Linked DNA regions of Homo sapiens: region 1 is linked to region 2. Evidence: chromatin loops called from intact Hi-C (ENCODE). Cell type or tissue: PC-3. All regions are shown on one strand.

Region 1 (4,000 bases), 130 kb before region 2:
CCTCTCCTTTCTGTTCCTGGGAAACAGTAAGCATTCCTTCTCTGGTCTCCAGCCTTTGCTTTCCCAGTTGTTCATAAGCTTGGCTCCTCATCGCTCAGGTCTCAGCTTAAATGTCACCTCCTCCAGGAGGCCCTTCCTGACTGCCTCCCCCACTTATTCTATAACAACGATGTTACCCCACATAACACGACTAAGTGTTCAACTAATGTGCCAGGACCTCTTCCGAGCCCAATACATACGTTATCTAACCTAGTCCTGAAGACAGCCCCAAGAGGCAAGTTCCACCATTCTCTCCTTTTTAACTAGATGAGGAAGTTGAGGTACAGTTCACCACCTCTCATGATCCAATTTGTTTCCTTCATGGTAATTATCAAAATCTTTAATGATTTAAACTTTTTAAAAATTTCTGTATTGTCTGTTCCCTGCCACTAAAACAGGAGTGCCATGAGGCAGCGATTCTGCACAGTGCATGGCATACAGTAGGTGTTCAAGAAATAGTTAAAGAAATCTCTGTGCCTCAGTGCCTCACTTTCTCAGCAAGCAGTAGATGATTTTTCTCTGTCCAAAGGGGGCATGGATGAGTTGTCAGTGGGACAGGCCTATTTGTTTCTTTTCTGAAATGCTAGTACATTGGTTGATGTTACGCACTGGCTCACCTCAGTGCCTTCAAATAACTCCCTGATGTGATTTCCTTCAAAGGTCACTCGTATGCAATTACTTCCTCTAGGAAGAGATTGGACATAAAGGCCCCCTGCGCTCATTAGAACAAACAAAAACCTGCATTTTCATTAGAGTGAGGTGATATTTAATGTGGCCCGACAAGCCCGATTCCACAAAACTGGCTTCTCTGGCCTCTGCTGTTTGAAATGGCCTGAAGATAAACATAGCATGGCTCGAAATCTGGAAGATAACTGAGAATTAATGGTCAAATGCAAAAGAATTATGAGAACTTGGAGTCGTATATATAGCTGAATTACATTGGGGGAAAAATCTGAGGTTTCAGTCAACCAAATGAGAAAAATATTGAATTGACCAGAATCATAAATACAGTGTTAGAGTGGAGAGAGCACTGGCTTGGGAGTCAGGCTGGGGCTCAGATCTCAGTTCAGTCATCTATTGGTAGGTACTTCCCTACTCTCAGTCTCAGTTTTCTCATCTATAGAATGACTATGGTAGACACTCAGTAAGGAGCAGCTATTAGTATTATTATGGCTCAATTGTTACAGATATAAAGAGAGCCATGTAGAATAACCTGTCAGTGCCTCTCCCCTCATATCCAGCCACTCACTGACCCTGCTGACCCAACCTCCTGTATGTCTGTTGACGTTAATCATTTCTATCTTCCTGCAGGTTGCTTCCCCTGACTCCACCCCTGGTTCAACTCACTATCTTTTTCACCCAGTCACTGCCATGCCTCTAAGCCAGTCCTCCTACATCCACCTCAATCCATTCTCCATACCAGCCAGAGTGGCTTTCTAAAATGCACTTTTAATTAGGAACTCCTTGGCAAGTCCCTCTGTATCTCATGCCTCTCATGGTTCCTCTCTACTCCAGCCACACTGCCTTTGCTCGACCTTGTAGCTCCAAGTGGCACTATTCATAAAGTCTGGTCTCAGGTCTTTGCACGTGCTTCCCCTGGAACCCAAGTCTCCTCAATTGTAAACCGGAGCAATAATACTGACCTCGCAGAGTTATTTTGTGACTTAACTGAGATAATAATAATATTTAAGCTTACCCTCTCTGCCTTTCGCTGTCTATGATTTTTGGAACTCCTTCATCTCCCATTCAAAGCATCACTTTCTCAAGGATCCTTCCCTAAACTCCAAGACTACTGAAGCACCCTGTTTCTCCCTTTATAATTCTCATCATATTGACAATCACTGATTCAATGTCTCTCTTTCCTACAAAGTTGCAAGGTTCTGAAGAACTAGGTTCATGTTTGTGTTGGGTTTAAGTCACCACAATATCCCCAGGACCTAATACACAGTAGGTACTCACTATATATTTGCTGTACAAATAACTAAATTAGTTAGTGCATGTGTGAGAACCATTCCAGAGTGATAGTCTCTCCCAGGTTTTCTGTTTGGGTTTCCATTCTATTTTTACATGCTTGAGTATAGAGCAAGAGACAAAACTATCCCAAATCAAATATTTAATTTGGAGCAAATACTCATTTTTCTCATAAACAACTGAATAGCTCAAACTAAACCAATTACACTTAACCTGACTTCTATTTGTTTTATTATCTAAGTATAAGGGAGGTTCCAGAATGAGTCATCATTTGAGGTTCTGGACACTGACGACTGCAAAGTAGCAAATAACCAGATTGTGGCAGTGTTGATGCTCTGGTTCTCAAGCTGATGGTTTGTTTACTGAACTGCCTGTGTTAGGGGCTCTGAGAGTGGAAGAACGGTCATCAGCTGCCTGGATAACAACTCAGCACCCCAGCTGGAAACACATGAGTAAACAAAATCATAATTTTTCACTTTGCCAAGCTCAGTAAACACCATCTTGATGAGCTACCAGCTAGGCAGCCATTAGCTAAATAAATAAAGCATGAGGGTAGAAACAGGATTATTGACAAAGGCACCGTCTACTCATTTGCTAATCATTGATGGACATTAGCTGTGATGTACCCACTGGGGAGGGACTTTGCCACCTGCTTTAATCTTGCTAAACATGATGCATCCTCTGGGGCCACAGAATGGTTTACTCTGTAGCAGTGAAAAATCACATTTTCTTCTTTTTCCCTTTTATGTGCACAATGCAAGTTATTAAGCACCTACTGTTTATGTAATGGAAACTCTTAGGCAGACTGCCCAGACACAACTGCCTTCACTCCGCTGACTCTGCCCAGATTTGGCAAGGAATTGTAAAATACAAGAAGCAGATTCCTGGCAAGAAGAGATGGAGGCCCCCTGCTCCTTCAAGAAGGCTGGGAGTGAATGGTGGCAGATAGGATTGATAGCTTAAAAGAGTTTCAAGGTTTAGAAAACTTCTTCTTTTCTTAGAAACAGGGAATATTTTTATCCAGTCTTCTTTTCTTGATATTCCTCTTATGGCTTCATCCATTTATATTAGACCTTTCTTGAGATTCTGCTTAAGCACATTAGTAGATCTATAACCTCTTGGAGACTTTCAGGAGCCTGACTCATGGCTTCAGCTGTCCACTCCATAGAGATGTCTCGAGTATTCTAGCTATTCCTCTGTTCATGTCTGGATTCCAACTCCCTGGAGTCCTATGGACTCTTTCTATTTCTATTGACGACGACAATAAAAACCAGGTCCAACTGCCAAAATAACAGTCATAATGACGATCAATTTTTACAGATGAATTTTTATACTATTACTAGCATCTCAGTTAACCCCAATGTAAGCCTGTGAGATCCATATTACCACCTTAGTTTATATTGAGGAAACAGGGGCTCAGGGGTTAAATTGCTCAAGGTCATAGTTTCTGCAGCACAGCTAGTGTCAGTGCTGAGGCCAAAGCCACTCCCACATGTGTGCCTGCTCTTTCCACCATAATATGCAAAACAAAATCAGTGAAAGGACTGGAAAGAAAAGAGGATTGGGGAGTCTTAAAGAAGAAAAAAGAAAACCTACATGAATGGGTTAGTAAATAATAAAAATGGCAGGAGAAATCAGAAAGCAGAGAAACATAGAAATGGGAGGTATTGAGAATACACAGTGACTGTAAAAATTCTAAGGGACCCAAGAGGTTAATGAAGAGACTTAATGGAACAGCCTAGAATTCAGGAGGCATTCAGCCCAGGAACTAACATTTCCACACCACTCAAAAGCTGCTGGTATACAACACACTGCATTCCCATAAATGACATTCATAATGGTGATCCTAAGTCATCAAGAAAAGCTTAAATTAAGTTTTGTTCACTTAGGTAGGAAAGTATAAAATCAATTTGGAACCTTCAACAATAATTTAGACAAATAAGATTTGGTGCTAAATGGGACTGTGCTTATGTTGTTTTAAGCCTCATTT
Region 2 (4,000 bases):
ACATACATCTTAGATTTACATCTTTGATCTGCTTTGAGTTAATTTTTCTATATTGTGTGAGGTAAGGGCCCAATTTCATTGTTTTACATGTGGATATACAATCATCCTAGCACCATTTGTTTAAAAAATATTCTTTATTGAATAACCATGGTGCCCTTGTTAAATTCGGGTGACCAAAGACATATAGATTTATTTGTAGACTCTCAATTCTATCCCACTAATCTATATGTTTATCCCTATGTTAGTAACATATGTTTGATTATCGTCACTTTATTGTAAGTTTTGAAATTGGGAAGTTATGAAATTTGAAAGGCCTTCAACTTATTCTTCTTTTTAAAGATTGTTTTGGCTATTCTGAGTCCCCTGCAATTCCATATGAATTTTGGGATCAGCTCATCAATTTGTACAAAGAAGTCAACTGGCCTAGAGAATCCCAGTTGCAACAGAGATTGTACTGAATCTTTAGATCTATTTGAGGAGCACTATTATCTTAACAAGATTAAAATCTTCTTGTCCATGAACATGGGCTGTTTTTCTACTTATGTAGATCTTCTGTAATTTATTTCAGTAATGTTTTATAGTTCTCAGAGTATTAGTTTTACACTTCTTTTGTTATAGTTATTCTTAAATATTTTATTCTTTTAGATGCTATTGTAAACAGAATTGTTTCCTTCATTTTCAGATCATTTATTTCAAGTATATAAAAATATAATTAATTTTTGTGTATTGATCTTGTGCCCTGCAGCCTTGATGAACTCATTTATTGTTTTAACAATTTTTGGTGTATTCTTTAAAACTTTCTTTGTAAGTTCATGGCCCCTTTCTGCTTTTTTTTCTTTTAAAGAAACAATCACAATAAAGAGGGAATCAGATGATCTCAATGTATCATTTTATAACACTTTTCTGGATATGAGAAAGTAACATTTTCTCATCCAGAGGAAAAATATGTAAAAGGAATTAAGAGGAAAGTGATAACTTCCACTTTCTCAGTTGACTGTGCAACTGGGCTGGCCAAAAAAATATCATGTATAATATTTGTTATTACAAATGCATTGTTCCATTTTATATGGCTATCTGATGAACACACTCAAGAAAAACTTAAAATCAACTATAAAATAAAGTGAAAAAGCAAAATCCAAATCAATAAAGATATTTTGGGAACTCTCAAAAAGAATAAACAGAATTTTATTTGCTACACTAAGCAAAGAATCAAGAAAATGTTAACCAGTTCAGAGGACCAAATGGAACTTCTCTGCTTGTAGAAAATTCACTCATAGCTAGCACAAAACATTTCTCACGCAAAAGGCCTTATATTCCCAAAGTACCCTGTTCTCTTCTTTGCTATTTATCAGCAGTTTTTGAATGTACCATAATTTATCCTCATGTTTCTCAGATACAGTGTTTGATGACTTGTAATAAAAGCACTAAAATGATACTATGGTAGACTCTGAGAACATATATCACCACAGCCTGACTTGAATGCTTCCACATAAAAACCTAGGTGCTAACCCATACTAAACAGTGCCCACTGCTTCCTGGGCTGGAGACAATCTCAGTGCTGCCCTCTCATGGCAGGAGGAGTAACCATGCTCCCTTTGCAATTGGGAAAAGCCCTAAAAGGCTGACCAGCATGTTGTGATGTACAGTAAGACTTTTCAATGTACGGAAAATACATTGGTGACTAAGGAAGCACAATGTATCCTATGAATCCATAATTATTTACATCCTTGGACTATTTTTTGGCCCTGTGTTGATGTGTATAAATTTACCAATTATGTGTTTTCATCAGAGGAGGATGTTGGAATTAATGTACCACAAACACTTATTGCAACTATTCCATCTTCTCAATCTTTAAGTTCTAAAGCAAAACATCTTCTCATTCAACACTACTGAGGAACTATATAAAATATTTACTTAGAACTACACTGACATCTAGTGAGGCTAACAATGTGCTCACTGTAAATAATATCTTATTTGCTAAAACACTGATGTTCTGAGAACGTATTAATCCATAAGACTGTTCACAATTCCTTATCTGAATAATTATGTTTTCTGATAATTCTCAACAAATCAATGTGATTAAAACTATGAAAAAGCATTCACTAGTAATAAATGTATCTAAATATGATTTTTTAATTACTGAGGAAATAAGAAACATGCAAGAAACATAAGAAAGGTTATTCTTCTTTGCAACATGTAAAAATGAAAAATTTTAAAAGATAATGATTTTTATGTTTGTTCACTTTTCAAATGAGATTGATCGCTTCCTTGCTTTCATTTTGTTCAATGTGAGGATGCTCAACTGCTTTGACTAGGTATCAAAGGAATTTATTAAAATCCTAGAGAGAAACCAAAATAATTGGCTCTCTTTTTGGCAGACTTGATAAACATTTTATTTTGCAAAAGTATATTTTAATTCTGGGATAACATTAAATGTTTCTTTGAGAAAGGTATATCCCAGTGTATTGTAACCTATAAAATCTTTAATAATTGTAGTTAAGAATATAAAGTTCTGGTTATTATGAATGATAATGTCAGGCCTCTGAGCCCAATCTAAGCCATCATATCCCCTGTGACCTGCACGTACACATCCAGATGGCCGATTCCTGCCTTAACTGATGACATTCCACCACAAAAGAAGTGAAAATGGCCTGTTCCTGCCTTAACTGATGACATTGTCTTGTGAAATTCCTTCTCCTGGCTCATCCTGGCTCAAAATCTCCCCTACTGAGCACCTTGTGACCTCCACTCTGCCCACCAGAGAACAACCCCCCTTTGACTGTAATTTTCCTTTATCTACCCAAATCCTATAAAACAGCCCCACCCTTATCTCCCTTCGCTGACTCTCTTTTCAGACTCAGCCCACCTGCACCCAGGTGAAATAAACAGCTGTATTGCTCACACAAAGCCTGTTTGGTGGTCTCTTCACACAGACACGAGTGAAATTTGGTGCCGTGACTTGGATCGGGGGACCTCCCTTGGGAGATCAATCCCCTGTCCTCCTGCATTTTGCTCCATGAGAAAGATCCACCTACAACCTCTGGTCCTCCGACCAACCAGCCCAAGGAACATCTCACCAATTTTAAATCCAATAAGCAGCCTTTTTTACTCTCTTCTCCAACCTCTCTCACTATCCCTCAACGTCTTTCTTCTTTCAATCTTGGCGCCACACTTCAATCTCTCCCTTCTCTTAATTTCAATTCCTTTCATTTTCTGGTAGAGACAAAGGAGACACTTTTATCTGTGGACCCAAAACTCCGGCACCAGTCACGGACTAGGGAAGGCAGCCGTCCCTTGGTGTTTAATCATTGCAAGGATGCCTCTCTGATTATTCACCCAGGTTTCAGTGGTGTCAGACCACGCAGGGACGCCTGCCTTGGTCCTTCACCCTTAGCGGCAAGTCCCGCTTTTCTGGGGGAGGGGCAGGAACCCCAACCTCTTGTCTCTGTGCCCCCATCCGTTATTTCTGTGCCCCGACCTCTTATCTCTGTGCCCCGATCCCTTATTTCCATGCCCTGACCTCTTATCTCTGTGCCCCAACCCCTTATTTCCACACCCCGACCCCTTCTCTGCTTTTCTGGAGGGCAAGAAACCCCCACCCCTTCTCTGTGTCTCTACTGTCTTTTCTCTGGGCTTGCCTCCTTCACTATGGGCAAGCTTTCACCTTCCATTCCTCCTTCTTCTCCCTTAGCCTGTGTTCTTAAGAACTTAAAACCTCTTCAACTCTCACCTGACCTAAAATTTAACCATCTTATTTTCTTCTGCAATGCCGCTTGACCCCAATACAAACTCGACAGTAGTTCCAAATAGCCAGAAAATGGCACTTTCAATTTTTCCACCCTACAAGTTCTAAATAATTTTTGTCATAAAATAGGCAAACGGTCTGAGGTGCCTGATGTCCAGGCATTCTTTTACACATCAGTCCCTCCCTAGTCTCTGTTCCCAATGCAACTCATCCCAAATCTTCCTTGTTTCCCTCCCACCTGTCCCCTCAGTCCCA

Evidence for each region. Hi-C counts contacts between places; a loop is a spot of excess contacts. Peaks named below come from ENCODE experiments on the same cell type or tissue, not always from the same donor. Only the 100,000 strongest peaks of a DNase experiment are listed, where the experiment ranks them.
Region 1: it touches region 2 in a loop (6-fold over the local background); 3 of 110 quality-filtered maps call a loop at or near these places.

The regions. Positions count from the first base shown.
Region 1 is chr1:77,029,779-77,033,778 of GRCh38, reverse strand. The region is part of intron 2 of ST6GALNAC5 (ST6 N-acetylgalactosaminide alpha-2,6-sialyltransferase 5); the gene reads right to left. Among named protein-coding and RNA genes, the nearest start is that of MIR7156, 28 kb to the left of the region's middle. In PC-3, a CTCF peak has its summit at 2,340; a DNase peak (open chromatin) is centred at 2,298; H3K27ac peaks cover 1,756 bases.
Region 2 is chr1:76,898,920-76,902,919 of GRCh38, reverse strand. The region is part of intron 2 of ST6GALNAC5 (ST6 N-acetylgalactosaminide alpha-2,6-sialyltransferase 5); the gene reads right to left. Among named protein-coding and RNA genes, the nearest start is that of ST6GALNAC5, 33 kb to the right of the region's middle. RefSeq lists an enhancer at 2,404-2,943. In PC-3, CTCF peaks have their summits at 1,364 and 1,568 (motif pointing left); a DNase peak (open chromatin) is centred at 1,569.